2 separate regions of the Homo sapiens genome follow, and region 2 is linked to region 1. The links are chromatin loops, found by intact Hi-C in ENCODE. Cell type or tissue: heart right ventricle. All regions are shown on one strand. Each heading gives the region's core, and the rest is flanking DNA. Links, peaks and the distances in the headings are about the cores only.

Region 1 (12,902 bases), core at 3,212-8,211:
CTTCTGGATAAATTCTTAGAAATGGATAACGGGTCAATAGGTAGCTAGGCATTTTTAAGCTTTTCTGATATATATGTATTTTTTGAGAGGTGTGAATTAATATTTTATTTTTATTTTTATTATTGTAGAGACACAGTCTTTCTCTGTTGCACCAGGCTAGAGTACAGTGGCATAGTCAACTCACTGCAGACTTGAACTTTCAGCCTCAAGCAATCCTCCCACATGAATTAATATTTAAATAGTCTGTCCATTAAGGAAATGATGAAAATTCCAGTTTCTTACAGGTTTGAATTTTAAAAACCACAAATTACCTTGTTTATGAAAGAATTATTTGATAATCTTCTTTGAGTTTTCAATGTTCACTCATGGGGGAAAAAAACATTTTCCTGAGATTCATGTATAATTCATTATTCTTATTTCCAAGTTAGATGCTCCCTGAGACCCCTGGGAACAAAACTGGGCAAACAGTAGATTTGTATAAGGAGTCCCAAAACGTGAAGGAAAAAGCCTAGGCTAGAAGCCAGCACCACCATTTACAGTTAGGTGGATTGTGCCCTTTGCGATATATTTTTGCCAAATTGTTCTCCAGAAGGCTCTGCAAATGAACGTGTCTTTTCCCCAACCCTTGTCAACACTGAATATTATCATTAACATTTTTTTGGACCAATTTGAGTAAAAATGCTATCTAATTTTAATTAAACTTTTTTTTGATTATTAGTAAGGGAGACAAAACAGTGACTTTTCTTTATTTTAAAAAAAAGATTTGGGCCGGGCGTAGTGGCTCACGCCTGTAATCCCAGCACTTTGGGAGGCTGAGGCGGGCAGATCACGAAGTCAAGAGATGGAGACCATCCTGGCCAACATGGTGAAACCCCGTCTCTACTAAAAATACAAAAATTAGCTGGGCGTGGTGGCGCGTGCCTGTAGTCCCAACTAGTCAGAAGGCTGAGGCAGGAGAATCGCTTGAACCCAGGGAGCTGGAGGTTGCAGTGAGCCGAGATCGTGCCACTGCACTCCAGCCTGGTGAAACAACGAGACTCCGTCTCAAAAAAAAAAAAAAAAAAAAAAAAAAAGACTTGTAAAATGTCTATTTTCTTTCCTTTGGTGTTAGATTTAGAAAGGTCTTCCCAATTCCAAGATTTTGTTACAATCTTCTATATAGACTTTTTAGTACTTTTGTTATCTTACCTTTCACATTGAAATATTTCATCTAACTGGAATTTGTTTTAGTAGGCAGAGGTTATGAGTTAAGACTGTAAATGAACTTTTTCTAAATGGTTATACACTTGTCCCAGCATCATTACAGAGCTTTCATTGCCCATCCAGATTTTTCTTAGCAGGGAGGAAGAATGCCAGCAGAAAAAGAGAAATTAGTTCTCAGTTGCTGAGAAACATTTTCATTTCTTTCTAATTATGGATTCATACTGTTCCACACTCTTATCATTTTTTTCTGCCACCCTAGTGCCATATATTACTGAAAAAATAATATAGTAGAAACTTGTTGCACTAAAAGTGCTGAGAATTACGCCACTATCTCTTTTTATAAAAATCTTCTTGTGTTATATTGACAGCTACTCTCAAAAGTGTTTTAAAACACACTTTCACCTCACTTCTTTAAAACTTTGAAGCTCTGAAAATCTAAAGATGTCTTCTTTCTTTTGACCTGTAGGTGGCAAACTTCTACTCCTATGCCCTTTGAAAATTTTGACCTGCCGCTTTAAAATCCACAAAATAAAAGATTATTGTAGTGTGGAGTAGCATAAATCTGTAAGTAAGGGATTAAAAGTAACAGGAACTCTTTGGGCAGTTTCTTTTTTATTACTGTATGTTTGGAGCTAGTCAGCATAGGCCAGGGTCAGAGTCCTGGCTCTGCTATTAACTAAAGGTGACTTGGGAAAGTGATTCATTTTCTCTTGGCCTGTTATGTCGCATGTAAATGACAAAGTTGAACAAGGTCACTCCTCTTATACTTTTTTACTCTAAATTCTATGATTCCTATTGCTAAATTATATCCCTGACAGATTTTGAGTGATAGTGAAACCCATTTGAAAGGGAGAAATATGACAAATAATGGCTCCTTAAAAGATTATAATGGTAAGGCCAGGCTTTACAATTTTATTATGGGCACAACAGTGTGGATGTATGTAATGCTACTGAACTACACACTTAAAAGTGTTTAAGATCATAAATGTTATAATAAATTTATGTAACAACAAAATTTACGTAATTATGTGGTAAAATATACATAACATAAAATTTATGTAATTTTAAGTAAATAAAATTTATTGTCAAAAATTTATTATACCATGTTTATAACACGGGGTAGGGCACAGTGGCTGACACCTGTAATCCCAGCTCTTTGGGAGGCCAAGGCGGGAGGATCACTTGAGCCCAAGAGTTTGAGACCAGCCTGGGCAATGTTGACAGACCCCATCTCTAGAAAAAATTTAAAAATTAGCCCAGTGTGGTAATGCACGCTTGTAGTCCCAGCTACTCAGGAGACTGAGGCAAGGGGATCGCTTAAGCCCAGGAAGGTGAGGCTGCAGTGAGCTGTGTTTGTGCCACTACATTCCAGTCTGGGCAACAGAAGACTATCTCAAAAAAAAAAAAAAAATGGGGGTTTCAAAAATTGGTCAGTTATTGATTCAAGCCATTATAATGACTTATTTTATTACAAACTGGAGTAGTACAATAGAGAATGAAATAACTTTTTCAATTATATCGAAACAAATTAACTTAGATCTATTGTCACTAGAGCCATATCAGTAAATTACAATGGGTTCAAAAATAGAACATAAAATATGAATCTACCAGAAACTAGACTATACAATGTAATACTCAAAGAAACCAGAATAACATATTTATCCCTTTTGTGGATGGCGAGATAAATTAGTGGCTATTTAAAAAATAGGTTATTAAATGCAAAATACATATTTCCATATTACAAGAATAAAAACACCATCAAATGACAGGAAGAACTAAATGTGACACACCATAAAAAGGTTACTATTTTATATATATAAATATGTTTCAGCTGGGCTCTCCCTGATCCCAGGTTATACCTGACCCAAACCTTATATCCAGTAACTCCCCTCCTCAAAATTTTATTGTGCCTCATTCTCTCTCTCTCTCTCTCTCTCTCACACACACACACCCCCACCCCACACCTTTTTACTTCTCTTTGTCGTCAGTGTTTTATTGCCACTTTTTTTGCCGTCATCACCCTTTATTTCCCTAATCTTAGTGACTATAACCAATCCACCTTTTGTATCAAGCACTTCTTGGGCTTTTTACTTTATTAAAAATGTTAGTAAGTTATAGAGGTGACAACTTTCAAAATGTGGAGTGGTGACCTTTTACTGTTTCCTCATTACACCCTCCTTTTTTGCTTTTATACCTTCTTTTCTTCTCTTCTCTTTCCCTTTTCCTTAATGAAAATAATCCCTAGTCTCAGGAGGAGCTGTTCTTATACTCACCCTCCACACAAACTGCCATTTTCCTAAAAAGCACAGCCCTTCCTAATTAACAGGCCTACTGGGTGTCTAATTTTATCTATAAGTTTGGCATTTAAATTCCATTTAATAACAAATAAAGAAAAACAATTTACACAAGAAATTTTGGGAAAATGCACGACTTTGCTCTATAGGAGCAGTATAGAGCAAAACACTTTACAGCAGCATTACATCCTAGTGAAAATACACAAAAGATAGAACTCAGTGTTAGTGGGCATGTGGAAAAGCATGCATTTATATACCTTGCTGGAAAAAATAAAAATTGGTTCAATTTTAAATTGTTCTTATACAAAAATGTTTATAATTCTTATACAAAAATGTTTATGGGCGTATTATTAAAAAATGAAAGCAACCCAAATAATCCACAATGGGAGACATTTAGACAAATAAGATATATTAATATGATTAAATGAGTACTGCATAGTATTTTTAATGTCAAATATGTATTTTACTTCAACACATAAAAATGTTTATTATACCTAATGCTAAATGACGAGTTAATGGGTGCAGCACACCAGCATGGCACATGTATACATATGTAACAAAGCTGCACGTTGTGCACATGTACCCTAAAACTTAAAGTATAATAATAATAAAATAAAAAATTTTTAAAAATGTTTATAAACAGTGATCAATTAAAACAGAACCCAAGATAATATTAACTTTATTACTATTTAAAAACAACAAAGATTACAACTCATAAGAATATAAATAATTTCAATTTCTGTTCAATTTGGAAAGTTGTTTCAAGTTTTTGAAATGACAATTCCAACTACTAGTCATAATTATTCTATCTAGTATTATATCTCTATGAAAACTAGGACCAATTGTTCAGCCTATTTGACTTGATTTTAATAGTTTAAGCCATTTCCAAAAGATTTTTTTCCTTCTAGAATTACCTTAACCAAAGTTTCCTACATACTAGAATTTATTTATTTATTTAGATAGTTAGTTAGTTATTTTCAGACAAAGTCTCACTCTTGTCCACCAGGCTGGAGTGCAATGGCACGATCTCGGCTCACTGCAACCTCCGCCTCCCAGGTTCAAGCGATTCTCCTGCCTCAGCCTCCCAAGTAGCTGGGATTACAGGTGCCTGCCACCACGGCTGGCTACTTTTTGTATTTTTAGTAGAGATGGGGGTTTCACCATGTTGTCCAGGCTGGTCTCGAACTCCTGACCTTAGGTGATCCACCCGCCTTGGCCTCCCAAAGTGCTGGGATTACAGGCGTGAGCCATCGCACCCAGCCCATACTAGATTTATTTTAAGTTACATTTTTCCTGTGCACTAACTGAATATAGGACTATATTAGATATCTTTAAAAGTTTATTCGTGTATGGCATTCTCAAAAATACCTGGCCAATACTGCTTAAAACAGTCAATGCCATCAAAAACAAGGAAATTATGAGAAATGGTCACAGCCAAGAGAAGCACAAGGAGATAGAAGGACTAAAGGTAATATATATGGTGCCCTGGATAGGATTGTGGAACAGAAAAGGAACATCAAGTGATAACTAAGAAAATCAGAATAAAGTATGGACTTTAGTTAAAATTATGTATCAATACTGGTTCATTAATTGTGACAAGTATACTATACTAATGTAAGATGTTAATAAGGGAAAATAGATGTGGGGTGCTATGGTCTAAATGTGCCCCCTAAAATTCATGTATTGGAACTGTATTCTCCAATGCAATGAGGTTGGGAGGTAGGCTCTAATGGGAGGTGTTTGGGTCATGAGGGCAAAGCCCTCATGAATGGATTAATACTGCTATAAAAAGGGCTTTCAGGAGTGGGTTCTCTCTTCTCTTCTGCCATATGAGGACAAAGAGTTTGTCCCTTTTTTGGCCCTTCTGCCTTCCTTCATGTGAGGACACAGCAAGAAAGCCCTCATCAGATGCCAACACCTTGATCTTGGACTTCTCAGCCTCCATAGCTGTGAAAGAATAAATTTCTGTTCTTTATAAATTACTTAGTCTTTGGTATTCTGTTAGAGCAGCACAAAGCAGCCAAGTACCTGGGTATATTGGAATTCTCTGGACTATTTTCACAATGTTTCTGTAAGTCTAAAGCTATTCTAATAAAATTATAAATTTATTTTAAAAACACATTAGTGTGTTCAGACTAACAGTACCTAATGTATTGAAATTAATGTACTAAATAATTGAACCTAGTTTTCTGTGAGTAGTAAGCTAATAAGGCAAAAAATTACTGGGTCATATCTATAATCATGTAATGGTTCAAAAGAACACATCAGTAACAGAAGATACCCTTCAGTAAAGCGAAAGATACATTATTAAAAGCCGAGAATATAGAAAGTACTCTATACAGGAAAGAAACATCCTTACCCCAGGCATATGTAAGTTATTTCCAAAAGGAACAAATGATGGGAATACATCCCAAGAGCAGACTGCCAATTCTAGCCTCTAACAAAACCTTCTTATCTATCATTATGTCAAGTTGTTACTTTTATACTATAATATTTAATGAAATCTATTTCAGACTATTTTGAGGTTTCTTTTCCTTTTCTGAATTTTTTTTCCTTTTCCATTTATTTTGCCATTTTTCCTGGCAGTTTTATTTTTAAAATTTCCCAATATGTTTATCTAGTGAAGTGAAGAAGAGTCTTTGTACACTGTCTACTATGAATGAAAGCAAATTGGGAAGTTCCCGGCCTGTTGACAATGTTGAGCCCTGGTTTGATGTCTAAAAAAAGTAGACTTGTTTCCTGTGTTAACCTCAGTGCAGGAGGTGGAAAAGGCCACTTCCCGATAGGTTTCCACTTTGGGCTAAACATCAAATTAAAAGAAGTGAAACAGATGTAATACATTTGTCCCTCACCACTTAATTAAATCATGTATTAAAATAGTTTCTTGTTAATGGATTCAAAATGTTTTAAACTAACATTAGTGTTTTCTTGTTTGAAAGCAATAGAAACTTCTGTTGAAGTCATTTATTTTCCTACAAATAATCATTGGCTTCCTGTAGTATTTCTAAAACTGCCTTGTAAGAATTACATGCGCCACTTGTCAAAATGCAGATTTCCAGACCTAAAAGCCGTCTTTTTAATTAGAGCCTTCTCATCAGTTAAGTTTTTTGTAGTAATCCTTAACCCCAGCTACACAATAGAATCACCTGGAGAGCTACTAATGTCCCAGCCTACCCCTTTTATACCCCAGATTTTCATTTCTTTTACTGGATGGGGCCTACACACCAGTGGGTTTTAACGCTCTCTGGTTGGTACTAGGGTGTAGCCAGGGTAAAAAACCACTAGTCTTGTGTTTGGAACCAAAATTAATCAGAAAAACCTGTACTTTGCTCCTCAGGCTTTATTTAAAACACATTGGCTACCGAACACACCATATGGATCTCACGAGCATAAGGTTGAGCAAAAGAAGCGAGACACAAAAGAGAACATACTAACTGCTAATAGATTCAGGGTTTCATTTGGGGATCATAGAAACCCTATAAATATCTGGAATTAGATAGTGGTGATGTTTGTACAACATAGTAAATTTACTAAAAACCACTGACATGTACTTTGGGTTTTTTTGTTGTTGTTTTTTGTTGTTTTTTTTTTTTTTGACACTGAGTCTCGCCCTGTCGCCCAGGCTGGAGTACAGTGGCGCGATCTCGGCCACTGATCACCGAGATAAAGAAAACAAACAGCAGTCTTAAGGATCGTACTCCGCCTCCCAGGTTCAAGCAATTCTCCTGCCTCAGCCTCCCAAGTAGCTGGGATTACAGGTGTGCACCATCATGCCCAGCTACTTTTTGTATTTTCAGTAGAGACAGGATTTCACCATGTTAGCCAGGCTGGTCTTGAACTCCTGACCTCAAGTGATTCGTCCACCTCAGCCTCCCAAAGTGCTGGGAATACAGGCTTGAGCCACTGTACCTGGCCGACGCATACATTTTAAAGTAGTGAATTTTATGTTATATAAAGTATATATAATCTTAATTTTAAAATGTTATTAAAAATAGTAAGCATGCTGTATGACCATGTTTGCAAATTTCAAAAACAAGCATGTCTTAACCAAAGTGTTAGAATTCAGTTTAGTGGTTATCTTTGGGGAAGAGGGAAGAAGTCGTGAATAGCCAGGAGAACAAGGAAGGCTCTGGGATGCTGACAGCGTTCCTATTCCTTATCCTGGGTGTTAGTTACAGGGGCAAACTTGCTTTGCGAGCATTCATTTTTGAGCTGTATATTTATGATTTGTGCTTTGGGAAGACTCTGAGTCATCGAGAGAAGCTTAAAAAATATTCAAGCTCCTCAATTTTCCTGCATTCCTGAGAATGCAGGAAAGACTGACTAAGATTTCTATCTTAACCTATAATCAAAGCAAGTCTCCTAAGACATGACGATAATTTTTGACAGTAGAGGTCATTTAATATTGGAACAGTTTACCAAAGAAGGCTATGGAATCTCTGTCTTCAGAGTTCTCTGAAAAATAGCCTTGCTGTAAAATCAGTTCTGTTTTGGGACAGTATCTTGTAGTAATTGGTCAGATACTATTTGAGATCTAATCCAGTCTACATTTAAATTATATCTACTTTTTATTCTGGAAATAAAAAATAAGACAAAACAAAAACTCGGAGATCCTTGATTCCTCCTACCAGGAAGATACTTGCCAAGAAGACTTAGGTAATGCATATATTTTTAGTTATAGCAAACTATTGTAATCTAGTAAGCCAGTCATCAAGCTGAATTTCCCTAAACTCAATTTAATTTTTTCTGTCTTTCTCTTATTGCCACCACATTTTTCTTAATTGCTGTCAATATGCTGACAGTCCTAGACTCTTCTTTCCTTCTTTCTTTACTTACTGCTTTTCCAGGCTCTATGAATTTAGTTCTTTCTCACTTTCTTTATATGCTCTGGGGTTTTATCACTTCATTGCCTCTTTTAATATTTCTCTAGTTTCACTCATATGTCTAAGACTTTTCATTTCCAGAAATGACTACGATATTGTGAGGCTCTAGAAAATGTCCACTTCATTTGCAATATGTTTGTAAGCTAAGACAGTATGGTTCAACATTGTTCAACATTGACTCCTCTGGTTCCAGGATTACCTCTTTAGAATTGAGTCATTTAGCATTGCCACTGATTTCATAATCTCTCTTTTTGCATGCAATCCATTTCCTTTGAAATCTTTTTGTGAATTTCCAGAGCCCCTTCTTATTCCATTACTTATCCCATTCCAAGACTATGCCTTTGTATTCTTACATCTAAGGTTTTATTTCTTTTATAAAGAAACCAAACAGCAGTTTTAAATTTGCTTTGTTCTTAATTGTTCTAATTTCTCCAAGGCTATCACCATATTATAAGTTCTCATAATATTAGCCAGATTCAGAGAAAATGCCTAATTTTTTTTCTAGTTCTCAATTTTTCCAATTGTTTCTTCATTGATTGACAAATCTTATGTCAGCTTTTTATTAATGATGCTATTTGTTTTCACTTAAGGAAAGTAAAATAACAGAAAAAGTGCGTCTTATTTACCAGCTACTGAGTATGTATGTATCCCCTTATTGAGGATCAAATCCCTGCAGTAGCAGATAATTTTTCTAGCTAGAATGAATTTTATAGATTTTCTCTTTGAATCACCTCATTTTACAGATGAGGAAACTGAGACCCAGAGAAATTCACATAGTTAACTACTAATAAAGTGATTTTTATTTCACAATTCTTTGTCACTTTATCGTGCTTAACTTACATCTTTTTTTCTGAGATATGTGTGTGTATGTATATATCTGTGTGTGTATGTGTATATGTGTGTGTGCATATATATAAACATATATATACTTTTTTTTTCTTTTTTGAAAAGACAAGCTCTTTCTTGCTCTGTCACCCAGGCTGGAGTGCAGTGGCGTGATCTCTGCTCACTGCAACCTCTGCCTCCTCAGTTCAAGCCAGTTTTGTGACTCAGCCTCTGTCTGGAGTAGTTGAGATTATAAGTGTGCCTCACCATGACTACGCCTGGCTAATTTTTGTATTTTTAGCAGAGATGGGGTTTGACCCATGTTGGTCAGGCCAGTCTCGAACTCCTGGCCTCAAGTGATCCACCCGCCTTGGCCTCTCAAAGTGCTGGAATTACAGGCATGAGCCACCGCGCCTGGCCTCTAAGCAATATTTTTTAAAATGTTAATAATATTTTTAACATGGGCACACTGAGCCAGTTTAGCTTTCCTCATGTTTATTTTCTTTAAAACTGTTTGGTAAATCATTACCTCCTTTTTAGTACTAGCTGTTCAAGTTAACTATTTCTGCACCGTTTAATACATTATTATATTAGCACAAATTTAAGAACTTTCTCAAGGTGGTGCACCTTTCTCTGTTGGGGGTAGTGTTTAATATATTAATTTCTTTTTACCCCCCCTTTACTGAATTTTCCAAGTCTACTCCAAGAAAACATCAATTTTTCTACATTATCAAGCTTGATTTCTTTTTAAAGATACACCTTGGATGATAACAACAGCTGACCTATATTAAGCATTATGTTTATTGCTCCCATTTTACTGATGAGATAACTGAGGCACAGAAGTGCTCTTCGTGACACGGCGGGAGGAAGCCTAGGCTTTCTTGTTCTAGATCTAATTCTCTTTCTACTTTTTTTGCAGCAATTTGGTTAACATGATTCAATATTGCTGACAAACTTCATTTTTGAATAAACACCATTGTAAATCATAAAAAGTTTATTTTTGTAAAATTACCAAGGCTATAAATGTGGAAAAGATATTAAATTCATTTTCTCTAGCTTTAGGCTCAAACATAGTAATGACTAGTAGCATCTGAAGTGGTGTGCACCCACTCCACAGAGGGCACAAAAAGATGCATGGGAGCACAGGGAGAAATATCAAAACTGCATTTTTATTTAACATTGTATATATCCCATTAATAAATTCAACTTTACGTGTTGCTTAATGTGCATTCTATACTTGTATATAGTACTTGTGTATAATTTATAAATTTGTAAAAGCAAGATTTAACCTCATCCAAAGAGAGGCCTGGTCTTTGCCCTCAGCTCCCAGGAGGTGATCTCTGAGCCCTTGCAGTGTCCTGCCTGATAAGAGTATCTTTGTTTACCTGGGGACGTTGGGCCACACTGGATAGTCTAACAGTGTGATGTATGGTGTGGTGGGGGCTTGGGGCCATGCAATATCAGTGTGACATTTGGTGGGACTGGAGAATAAAGGCATGACCAAGCCCCACTAGAAACTGTGGACATCAAGGTTTGAGTAAGCTTCCCTGTTTAGCAATACTCGTGTGTATTGTCACACATCATTCTTAGCAGTAGTTAATGCTGTCCATGACTCCACAGGGAGAGGACAGTTGGAAACCCTGCCCATGGAACCTGCCTAGACCCTGCCCTATGCACTCCTTCCTTTGGCTGATTTTAATCTGCGTCTTTTCATTGTAATAAACCATAACTGAGTATAACAACAGTTTTGAATGAGTTCTGTGAGTCCTAGTGAATTATTGAACTTGAAAGTGGTCTTGGGGACCACCTGAACTTGCAATTGGGGTCAGAAGTGTTTATGGACCTGGGTTCTTTCACACTCTGTTTTGGTAGCTATGAACAGAAATGTTGGGCCCATTAGTCTAGGCCATATTAGCAAATGATTACCTATTTTCTTCTTAAAGTTCTAGGAAGATGTAAATTTCTTTAATGATCTGTGTCTTAGTCCATTTGTGTTGCAAATGGAGTAAATGTTTTTGTTGTTGTTTTGTTTTGTTTTGTTGGGGTTTTTTTTGAGACGGAGTGTCACTCTGTCGCCTAGGCTGGAGTGCCATGGCAAGGTCTTAGCTCACTGCAACCTCCATCTCCCGGGTTCAAGCGATTCTCCTGCTTCAGCCTCCTGAGTAGCTGGAACTACAGGCATGCGCCACCATGCCCAGCTAATTTTTTTGTATTTTTAGTAGATTTGGGGTTTCACCATGTTGGCCAGGCTAGTCTTGAACTCCTGACCTCAAATGATCCACCTGCCTCGGCCTTCCAAAGTGCTGGGATTACAGGCATGAACCACCACACCCAGCTCAAGTGGGCTAAATGTTATAATATCTTAGACTGAGTAATTATAAACAACAGAAATTTATTTTCTCAGAGTTCTGGAGGCTAGGAAGTCCAAGATCAAGGTACCAACAGATTTGGTATCTGGTGACAGATTTTTACTTCCAAGATGGCACCTTGTTGCTGTGTCCTCACATACCAGAAGGGAAAAAGCTGGGGGGAGGGGGAAAGGGGCCTAGCTAATATCTTCCAGCTCTTTTATAAGGCTGCTAATCCCATACATGAGGGCTCTGTCCTCCTGACTTAATTAGCCCTTAAAGGCCCGAGCTCTTAATACTATCACATTGGCGATTAAGTTTCAACTTACAAATTTTGGAAGGATGCATTCGGACCATAGCAACCCATTTTACAATGATGGTATAAATATAAGGCCATTTATGACAACAATGAATAATGGTCAACTTTCACCTGCTTTCAAAATCTAAGCCCTTTTCCTATTTTATTCTCCTTGAGTGTATTGTTCTCATCTTCAGTGCATGAAAAAAAATGGCATAGAGGCATAATTTTTCAAAAGCCAATTACCTCAATGGCTATGGTTGCAAGCTCTCATGCATGGTTCATGAAAGTCCAGAGACTGGTTCTTCTTTGTGATGGTAAAAGAAGATGTGAACTTATGAATAAAGGTGACAAGATACACATGGCCTCATATCAGGCTATGAGAGATTAAAGCCAGAGGGCTAAGTAAACCTTAGCTTTCATGAGTTATCTAAGAATTCAGTGCTCTAATTTTTCCCTGATACTGGGCCTGGAAAAAAAAATGCTTGAAATGACGCTTTAAAAATTATACTGGGAGAAATGAGGCTAAAGCTTCTGGAACCATAAAGATTCCACAGAACTTTTTTCGAAAGGAATTAAACATTTGTGCTATGAATTAAATAGAAGTCTAGAAATGGCTTCAAGAGATGAGTAAGGAGGACGGGGTAAAGAGGGAACCTCAATATCACAGAATATTGGATTTAGCGTTAGAAGATCTAAAGAAATTCAGTTTTCTCTACTTTAATCCTCCACTTCACTGCTTAAAACCCGAGGCTTCCTAGTGCTTCTAGAATGAAATTCAAACCCCTGCACCTGGGGAAGGCAGTCTGGCCCTTGCCAGCCTCTCAGGGCTGCTTCCCTCTGTCTTCCTTTCTATCTTGGATGCCCAGCACCACACAGACTTGCAGTGGCCCTAATGGACCCTAACTTCCATGACTTTGCATTTGCTGGACCTTCTTTCTGTGTTTTTTCTTTTAATTAAACACATTTTTTTTTTTTCAGATAGGTTCTCACTATGTTGCTCAGGCTGGTTTGAAACTCCTGGGCTCAAGCGATCCTCCCATCTCAGCTT
Region 2 (10,930 bases), core at 1,350-6,349, 71 kb after region 1:
TCTTTGAAGATTTTGATACCCGATTCGCCTTAGAATAAAACTATGTAGAGGTTAGCCAGTGGACATAATTTTGAATTGCATACCACATTACCACCGTTGTAAAAACAACCGTTAACTTTTTCTTCCTAACTGTGAGTTGGGTTTTCATTTTTGTAATCTTACTTTAACTCTGTGGTTCTCAAATGGGGACGATTTTGCCTCCCAGGGGACATTTGACAATGCCTGGAGACATTTTTGGTTGCTGTAACCTGGAAGGGTGCTACTGGCATCTGGCAGGTAGAGGCCGGGGATGCTGCTGAACATCCTACAATACACATTATAATACCCTCAACAAAAACATTTTTGACCCCAAATGTCACTAGTACTCAGGTTGAGAACTCTGCTAACTTTATAACTAGCTAAGGACAAGACATTAAAAGGGAAATGTAGAATAACTCATCCAGACTTGTGGAGACTACCAATTTTTTTAAAATTTTTTATTTCTATAGGGTTTTAGGGACCAGGTGGTAGTTGGTTACATGAGTAAGTTCTTTAGTGGTGATTTGTGAAATTTTGTTGCACCCATCACCCAAGCAGTATACACTGAATCCAGTTTGTAGTCCTGTCCCTCCCCAACTTCCCACCCTTTCTTCCCAAGTCCCCAAAGAGACTACTCTTTTTTTAAAGGATACCTGTACCAGGCAATAGACTGACAAGAATACAAATCTAAAAATGACAAATTTCATCTATTTCTATGTAGCCCAACCTGGACATAAATTTAAGTACAGTATATTATTTTCTCACATATTGGATGTTTACTGATAGTTGACCAAACCATGAGGAGACCCCCCAAAACAAATAAAACTGACCAGAAAACATGGAGAAGAGTTAATAGTAGCCACAGTTTCCTACTACATTATGGCTCAGATTTCTAGACCTGTTTGAAAAGTTGAAAAATCTATGGTCTCATTCCTCAGACTGTTTTGTCCAACTGACCTGAACATCTGTCACTGGAATTTTTTTTCCTTTGGCATGACACTTTGTGCCTACATGTTTTCTAAACTGCAGGTAACTTTTGAAAGGCCAAGTTCAACCATTATCAGATTTTAACATTTAGTATGGATTAAATTGTGAGTGCAATTTCTTCCCCAAAAGCTGGCCAGAAGGACTGGAGTTTGGGGAGGGATGCTTTGAAGACTGTGATATAAATGATGGGGTCCTGGAGAGGTGCAGGGGAAGAGGAGGCAGAGTGGGAAGCTGTGAGGTAGGAAAGAGAGGAAAATTTTCTAAAAGAAGAGGTAGGAGAAGATGACACAACACAAATGTTTCCAATTTTTCAGTGTTGCTGAAGGTCAACTGTGCTTCACACCTGGGCATTCTCCTGAATTTGCACTCAAAAGGGCCCATTTTCTGGCGTTTTTCTCATAGTCCTGGAATAATCTTCATTTGACATGAGAGTCTTGATAAAAACAAGATGTTAAAAGTGGTTAGAGAGTTTCTCCTTCTCCAGCATGTGCGCTGCACTCCTGCCTTTCTTTTGGCATCCTTAACTTTTGGCAGGCCTCTTTCAATGCGGTGGGAATGGATAATATTAAGTATGTACTCTAAAGTAGCAAGCTGTGTAAAAACATTCAGAAGAGAGAACACTTTATCCCAAGCAGCACGTACAACATGTGGTAGAGTATAGTAAGTGAAATGTATGCTGCTTATGTACACTTAGTATTCAATTTATTCCAGGTGCTCTTATTTACAAAAAAAAAAAAAAAAAAAAAAAATGAGAGTAGTTAGAAGTACTGTATCTACCCTTGGGCTTCTCCCAGGAGGTGACTGCCTGTGTGCCACACTTCTTTGCTTGCAGGCTCCAGAGGACGCTGAGACTTGGAAAGGCAGACCTGCCCACCCCAGTGTGGAGCAGGGGTGGCTTGTAGGTGGGCCTGACCCCTGGGCTCTTTGCTACTGCATGTGTTCCATGCAACCCCAAGCATAAAAACATGGACTTGTGAAATCAAAGGGAGGCTTCAGACCTTCTGGTTTACCCATCTCTTTTTACAGAAGAGGATACTGAAGCTCAGAAAAGTCACCAATTACTCAAGTTCACTTGTGGGTTTCCTCTTTTTTTATCCTGAATGAGCTTCTTACCACCTGGTCCCTTGCCTTCTCTTCCTGCCATCCCTCAGCCTCAGTGCGCTCTTCATTCCACCATAGAGTGTGCCCTGCTGGACCCCACTTTGGTTAGGCTTCCTCCATTTCAGGGTAGTGAGCTGCTAGCCCCTTTGAAGAGTTCTTACTAGTTTACGGGTGCCTCAGGTTGATTTCCTGGGGTTTTGGATAAAGCCACCTTTCCATCTCTTCACTACTGCCTTTGGGGTAAATAGAACCATTGATTTAATAATACACGTACTAGATTCTCTCCCCCCACCTCTCTTTGGTAATATCTGGCAAGTGGATAGCAATAATTTTACTTAATGAACGTGATATTTACTGTAATAAATATTGGGTGCAGTAAACAAATGAAGTCAGAATCTAATAGCTCATTTAATCTTGGAAATCATGTAATCAGTACAGCAATGAAAGGACAATTCATGAGTCATAGATATTACCACACCTTAGGAGCCTTTTAAGATGAGTTTGATGCCAAGTGACTTCAGCCTAGAAAAGGCAATATCCCCTCATGACATGCCCTGAGGGGTTTCATTTGTTTATAAAATGACCGTTATGTAATTAGACTTTGACAATGGTGTAACAATTGGGTTTTAAGTATTCTCATTTTGATTTATGATGCCATTTTATGTGGAAGGACATAATTTTAAAGTTTAATTAGAAAATAAAATGTTACAGATGTAATGAACAAAACAAGAACGGTTCTTTAAATATCATAAGCATAAAATTGACTTTCTTCATCTATACACTGATTCTGAGAACTCATCATCAGTGATGTTGAAAAGACAATTTAAGGTCTCACATTATTGGAACTACTATTTTAAAACCACGAGATGCCTGTACAAGCTGGTAATTACACATGTGCTGTAGTCTTTGCTTGTTTTTCCAATTCTAGTGTTTGTTGATTTTCCAGATACCCTACTTGGGCCCCTATGTCCCGTAGCACACGTCTGTAAGAAGGCTGGCATGGGATAAAAGTCTATGACCATGAAACGGAGCAAGGCAAATCTGTATCTTTGGGGCACATATCTTTTTCTTTTTTTCTTTTTGAGACACAGTCTTACCCTGTCACCTAGGCTGGAGTGCAGTGGCACAATCTCAGCTCACTACAACCTCTCCTTCCTGGGTTCAAGCAATTCTTCTGCTTCAGCTGTGATTACAAGCACCTGCCACCGCACCCAGCTAATTTTTGCATTTTTAGTAGAGACGGGATTTCACCATGAATTTTCCTGGCTGGTCTCGAACTCCAGACCTCAGGTTATCTGTCCACCTCAGCCTCCCAAAGTGCTGTGATTACAGGCGTGAGCCACCGTGCCCAGCCTGGGGCACAAATCTTAACCTCATCAGGATATTCTGTCCAAACAAATGTATTTTGTTCTGTTTTATTTTTGAGTTTGTCCTTTTCTGTGCTCTGAAATTAGGATCTGGTCTAGTACTTAATTTGTATATTGTCAGTGCTCAATAAATAGTTAATGCTTGATTGTTTGCATAATAATTTGGAATAATGATTATCAGTGTAGAGTTTTAGCTGGATCATTAGAAAATGCACTTATGGCACTGTGATTTTAAGTGTTTCCTTGTTGTATCCACTGTTCAGTTAGCTCCTGCTTTCTCTTTTCTCCCTTTAATAATGACCGCCAACAAGGCCTTTTAAGCTAGGTTATGTATAGCCACAGGAATTTAGGAGAGGAGGAAAAGAAAAGTGGCAACTTCCAGGGGAACTCACCCTTTGAGCCATAGACTGTGGTTCTTAGAAGCCAGACCAGTCTCATTCTAAACACCTTCAGAATATTTTTAGTTTGAAGAAATTGGAAGGGCCTGGAGGCAACAGACAGCCAATATTCAGTGTTTATGTCTCATCCAGCTGTCTTCTGTCACTCTTCCTGCACAAGGTGACTTTTGACTTGACCGGTGTATCTTTGATACTTACTCATTTACAGAAATGTATAATGGATGTGTGTGTGTGTGTGTGTGTGTATGTGTGTATTTGTATTTTTATAGAGCTATTGACTTCTGCAATTTAACCTCTAAGATGAATTATCCAATAGAATTCTGAAATGAAAAGTTCACAGATTTTCAAGGTATTTTGGAGATTTAAAAATTGAAGAGAAGCTATGTGAATATTAAGTGTATGTTCCAGATATAATTGAACAATTGAAAGGAATGATCCTGGTTTAATTTATAATTAAGCTATACATTAATTTATAATGAAAACTTGTAATTAAATGATAACTCAAATTAGCCAAGAAAAAAGTATTTTTTAAAAGAAATTTGTACAGAGTAGTAATGATCTGGCTGCATTCTGTGAACAGATTATTCTCTGTTCATAATTTAGGCACCTTAAGATGCTGGCACCTTAAGGTAGGAACCATGACTTCTTTATATAAATAAACATCATAAAAAGCTCAGTACTTTTTACTCAGAGAGTGCTCACTAAATGTCAGCTGATGAGGAAAACATTCTCTGTGGAACTTGCTGTGAAATAACTACTCATGAGGCATATGCTGTATAAAGCTTGGTCAAAGTTTACAGTTTTCTTGGTGTCTTGACATCTGTGTTTAGATACTTGGTCAATCTTTAAATGAAGATAATTATATATAGCAAAGTTATATTTGGGAAACATTTCGGAATTTTGGAGACTGGCTATTAGTTTTTCTTAGAATAATCTAGAGAAAGATGAATCATTTTTCAGGAAAAATTGTTTAGAACTTTTATTGGGAATTCTGATTTCCTTAAAAGTATTTAAGATTTTTATCATGTACTATTGTTGTAGGAAAATCCTGGTTCTTGTCACACGCCCAGGAAAGATTAGGCTCACAGACACTTTGGAGGGTGAGGGGTTATGGAATTTATTGGTCAGAAAGAAAAAAGGAAAAACAACACAGCAAAGCAATAGGGGTTCATATTAACAGGCCCCCATCTCACAGATTGATTCCCAAGTTACCACCCCGAACAGGAGAGACCAGTCTCCTCCCTGCAAAGGGCGTGAACTTCTGTGGCTCCACCCCATTCTCCCAGTGTGCAGGCCATTTGGAGGTTCTCCAGGGACCCCTTTATACTTGGCTGTCCTGTCTCACTATGCAATATAAAACTTTCTCAGGTATGCTGTGCATTGTTTTTCATTCTTATTTTCTTTTGTGAATAATATCCTGGAATCAGTACGTTCTTCTACATCATCTCCTTTTCTTTTTTTGAACTCTTTTAAATTCTAGATTCTGCCCTCAGTATTCCACTTAAATCATTCTTATGAGAGCACCAGTAGTCTTCTAATTTAATCATGTGGCCTTTTCCAATTTTTCATGCTACTCTGACATGTGGCAGTATTGTCTGCCTCTGACTTCTTGATAATTCCTTGGCTTCTATTACATCACATCAACCTGGTTCTCCTTTTGAAACTGCCTTTGCAAAAGTTATATCTGAGAAAATTATGACACTGCCAGAGATATGACCTAGCCCACTCCCCTCCTCTTGCCTTTAGCTTTCAAGCTGCCTTAATCATTTCTGGGCTTAGGCCCAGATAACTTTGGGAGATAGTTTAAAGGATAATAAGCCTTCCCCAAAACTCAACTGCCTTTATAAAGCTAATGAAAGGCCCTCAGGCTTCAGGGGAGGACAGGAATCTGAGTTGTGCTAAGGTGTAGACGTATTAATAGATTGCCACTAGTGCACCAATAGTGGTGCAGATAACACCACTATTGTAGATTGGCCTTTTGAGATATCTTTTCAGGTTTTTTGCATGTCTGACACCCATGGCTCCAGCTGGACCTGCTAAACCACTCCTGTGGCCCCACCCAGGAATGGTTCCACTCAAGAGGACAACTTTGACCCCCTATTATTTCATCTTCAGCCCAATGAATTATCAGTAAGCACCCATTGCATAGCAATCCTCACCCTTTCCCCCAAACTGCTGTTGAAAAACTCCTATCCCATGAGCTGTGGATGAGATTGGTTTGAGTACTAACTCTATCTCCCATGTGGCTTTGCCGGCCTTGTGTTTATTAAACTCTTTCTTTACTGCAATGCTGTGGTCTTTCCTTGTGCAGCAGGCTGGAAGAACTCCTCAGGCGGTTATACTTTTGCCCATCCAACTGTCTTTTTTTCCACTTTCTTCTGTTTTTTTTTTGCATTTGTATTCCCCCAAGGTTCTGTTTTTAGCCTTCTACTCTTCTTTCTGTGTACTTGTATTCCTTCAGAAGATCATGTATTGTCTCTGTCTCTGTCTTGATTCCCCATCTCAATTTCCCACTGCTTGGAGGGCAGACACACTGCCATAGCTTCAACTTAACATACATAAAACAGAACTTAACACCATTTTCTCAAACTAGCACCCTTTCCTCCTGAATTTCTGCTTGTAGTGAATTATTATTCTTGTCTCCAAAGCTAGACACCATGGAATTGTCTTTGATGCCTTTCTCTACTTCTTTCGTATATATCTCTCTAAAATGTTTCCCAGCCATAGTGATTTCCTTGCCCTGCCTCTTGATTTAATGACCTCTACTCTCCTGCAATTTTAAGCACTAACCAGACCTACCTGGCTTTCCTTCTTAAACATGACCTACCTTATTTCTTACTGTTTACCATCCATACCTTCCTGAAGCTGTAGCACTCTGTGCTTTAATTATAGTCTCTTTAATGTGTCATAACGATTACTGTCACAATGATTGGCCTTTCTTCATGTGACTCTTGTTTTTGAAAAATCCTTCTTTTTCTTATCAATTTCTCTCTCACAACTCCTCCCATCCTCACCTTTCTCTGGAAAAATCCTTTAAGATCCAGCCCAACAGACTTCTTTGTGAAACTTTCCTCTACCTTCCCAGGGAGAATTAATGGTTTTTACTGTTTTCCCATATACTTGGTACATAGTCTGAACACAGAACTTCATGCTTTCTGTAATAGTTAGTGGTTTATGTGTCTGGCTTCTGCACTGGGACTGTGAACTCTTTGTAGGCAAGCACTGGATCCCATTTGCTGCATCTATCCTCACACACAGTGGCCACTCAAAGAATGTTTGTTAAATTGAAGATGTACTCAATAAATTAGCCAAGTCTCTTAACTTCCTTTCTGACCTTCCCTTCACGTCTCCTGTCTTCCTTGTCATCTTAGCCTTTAACCAGGCAGTTTTCCTTAAGCTGAAATGTCCTGTCTGTCCTCGTACCTTATCCCATTTCCAGTCATGCTTTGGGCCTTATTTCTTTCACATCATCCTGTATCCATCTTTCCTTTTCTGTGTGCTATCTAAAAATTCTCTCTAATAGCTTGTTGTATTTTAATTTTATGTCCCCCAGTTTTACTGGAAATTCCTAGCTGGCAAGAAATTTTTATTTTTAAAAAATCCAGACCACATTACCCAGTAGTTCTTTACTCTTTCCTATTCTGAGGGTCTGAGGCTGAATTTACTCATCCCAGGGTCCTTTTGGCTTCATTGCTGAATGAGTGACCAGTCTGAGTCCCATGAAAAGGTTCACTCTATATTTGTTGAATGGGCAACAACTTCAAATAAGTATAAATACTATAGTATGAGGCATATAAAATGGTAAATTGAATGCAACAGCACTGTAGTTCTTTTCTGCAAACACCTTTAACATTATTCAAGGGAAGCAATAAAGGCAAAGCGTAGTCATTTGTTGGATCACTTTTTATTTTGGAAACTTTTCAGCTGTTAAGTAACATATTAATATTTCTAGCCAACATTAATGCTCAGTTCTAGAACTGGTTATAGTACTCTAATTAAGGAACGCAGACCTGGGAATTCATACCTGATTCAGACACTTCAATCCTTACGTCAGTGTGTCTCTCTCTTACTCAGGTCTAAAACCAGTGAATCATTGTAAAAGTTAGTATTGGGGACTGTCTGGTACCATTGTTAATATTTTGGGCTGTGATGAAATGGCATGGATAGTTTCATCTGAAAATTTATTCAGATTTATGACCCAGTATTCATCACAACAATCTGAAAAACTCTTAAGAGGATAGAAATTGTATGACAAAGTGAGTCACAGTCTTTGTGATGTGATGTCTGCAAGGGTGGGTGGGAGAAATTACTGAATGACCAGTCTCATTCTACTCCTTTCTAAGCTGAATCATTTTGTAAATAGAAAACAATTCATAAGTTTTTAGGTGGCCTTACATCAATAGGAAATGGAAGAGATTAAAACGGTCAAATAATGCTTCCATTTAAAAAATTACTTTTGGAAACATATCACTTGATAAACACTTTGCTTTTGAATTAGAAATGCAAATAATCTTTCTACTGCCTGCTATATATCTTTTAATCCAATACTTGCTGCATGTCTTCATGTATTCTTACTTTTTCTATTAATTATGTTACTTTTCTTGCCTAGATTTTTTTTTTATTCTACCAAGTGTCATTTGACCTTTCGTCTTATAGCTATTTCTAGTGTTGGCTCATTTGGAGATGGGGTGTGTGTGTTTGTGTGTTGGGGAGAGGTGTCATTTACTCACTGGCTGGATGACTACTTGAATTGGATGGGGACTCAAGAGAAAAAGGTCCCTTTGATTTTGGAAATTCTGATTCTGGGATGGTATCATCTTGCATTTTGCATTGTGGGTCCTCTTCTGTTAACTTTTCATCTAAGCTTTTCTCCGAGTCATATTTTACCTTTAAATGTAAGACTTATTAACATTATTTCCTTATCTTCTTTGGGGTAAGGCATTTATTTAAAAAAAGCTAAGTGAAAAGAGAAATATTCTATTTTGAATGTGTTTCTAAGTGTTAGTTCTCCTTACATATTTATATATATCTACATTACTCTGAACTCAGTAATGGGAGTATAATTGAAGTGAGATTGGGAAGATAATTTTGTTAACTGTTTTAATTGAGTGTACTAATGTATAAAGACATAGACAGAAGGTGTTGGATTGAAAAATAACGAATTACAGAGACACCCTCAGCTGTTAAAGGATGAGAAAAGTGAGACATAGATTATTTTTTGGAGGGTGGTATGAAAGCCCTGAAGTATTCATGGGATCTGTCCAGCTCTGTCCAGACAATGAGGGAGACTGCCATGGTGACTAGGCAGAGTCCCTTTGCTCTGTGGTAGAGGAAGGGTCAGGTGTTTGGCCTTTACCACTGCACTATGTTCCTAGGACCCTGATATTTACCAAGTACTTATTGAATGAATGAGTGAGTGAAATTTTTGAGAACATGCTCTATGCCAGCTTTATAAATAATATCTGTTTAATCTTAAATACAAACTTATGAAGCAGGTGTTGTTATCTTCATTTGACAAGTAAGAAAATAGTTTTTTTCCTATTGGCTTTTCAAAACATGATCTCTTTGTCCATAACAACTGGTGATTGTGCATTCTAGACTTCTTAGTGTTTAGAATACAAGTTCATGGCCAGAATTCCGCATGGACAAACTAGCAGAAATTTGAACAGAAATAATGATTTAAGCAAATAATTTAAACTCTTTCAGAGGCTTTGCCATGTCCAGCAAAGTTGAAGTGTGTGCCATCTATTCCTCTGCCCCTTCGTCTATTCCACTCTCCTTTGTTTAGGAAAGACTTCTGTCATGATTTAGTATGAGACAATTCTTCTTTAGTATTTAAGGGCTTCTTAAGATTTTTGAGTGGCATATACAAAAATAGCGTAGCATGTAATTAAGAATGAATACCATACAGCCATGCACTGCATCATGATGTTTCGGTTAATTGCAGACCTCATGTATGATGGTGGTCCCATAGGATTATAATACTGTATTTTAACTGTATCTTTTCTATGTTTAGGTAACACAAATACTTAGCACCATGTTACAGTTACCTACAGTATTCAGTACAGTAATGTGCTGTACAGGTTTGCAGCCCGGGAGCAATAAGCTATACCATCATCTAGGATTGTGTAAGTACACTCTATGATGTTCACACAATGATGAAATTACCTAAGGATGCATTTCTCAGAATGTATCCCCATAGTTAAGTGACACATGATCATGTAACACAGTGGTATTTGTGTATTTAAGCATATCTAAACATTGAAAAGGTACAGTAAAAATATGACATTATAGTCTTATGGGACCACTGTCATAAAGATAACTAAAAGGATGTTTTCAAAGTATAGTTAGGCTCTTCCAGAAAAAATCGAGGGTATCTTTTCAGTATTTAAGGACATGTGGTGTAAGATTTTAAAACAACAACAACAACAACAAAAGCAGATGGGCTTGGGTTTAATTTTCTTCATTGAGTGAGATTGTCCATTAATCAATAATTTTCTGAGTGTCTACTATGTGAGGGAATAAAGACCAAGATAGATAAAGAGATACCAAGAAAGCATGTAGCAAGACACGTCCGGAAAAGTGTCTAAAAATTAAACTCCTCTTTCCTTTATTGACTCTCCTGTATTTTCAAATGGTATCACCATCTTCCTTGCCAACCAGGCCCAGGTGTTAGAGTGAATTTCTACTATGTCGTTTTCCCCACTCCTCACTTCTCTTCTCAGGCCCTGTCCATTTCATTTCTGCAGCACATTCACACTTGTGCCGGTCACTGCAATCTTGCTGCAGCTTGTCTAGTTCTAACCCTGACTACTGCAACTGCTGTCTAACTGAGCTCATCTGTATTAGTTTGCTAAGGCTGCCATAACAAACATACCACAGTCTGGGTGGCTCGAACAATAGAAATTTATCTTCTTATAGTTCTGGAGGCTGGAAGTCCAAGATCAGGTTTTGGCAGGTTTAGTTTCTTCCGAGGCCCCTCTCCTTGGCTTGTCGATGGCCACTCTCTAGCTGCCTCTTCACAAGATCTTTCCACTGTGCTTGTGTCTCTGTTGTCTC

Evidence for each region. Hi-C counts contacts between places; a loop is a spot of excess contacts. Peaks named below come from ENCODE experiments on the same cell type or tissue, not always from the same donor. Only the 100,000 strongest peaks of a DNase experiment are listed, where the experiment ranks them.
Region 2: a loop joins it to region 1, with 3 times the contacts of the local background. A loop is called at or near these places in 28 of 110 quality-filtered maps.

The regions. Positions count from the first base shown.
Region 1 is chr4:122,756,470-122,769,371 of GRCh38, forward strand. No RefSeq gene overlaps it. Among named protein-coding and RNA genes, the nearest start is that of BBS12, 30 kb to the left of the region's middle. RefSeq lists an enhancer at 10,405-10,699. In heart right ventricle, for the core only: no CTCF peak of the experiment used is centred there; no DNase peak of the experiment used is centred there; H3K27ac peaks cover 1,721 bases.
Region 2 is chr4:122,829,087-122,840,016 of GRCh38, forward strand. All of the region lies in intron 1 of FGF2 (fibroblast growth factor 2), which reads left to right. Among named protein-coding and RNA genes, the nearest start is that of FGF2, 7.7 kb to the left of the region's middle. In heart right ventricle, for the core only: no CTCF peak of the experiment used is centred there; no DNase peak of the experiment used is centred there; H3K27ac peaks cover 307 bases.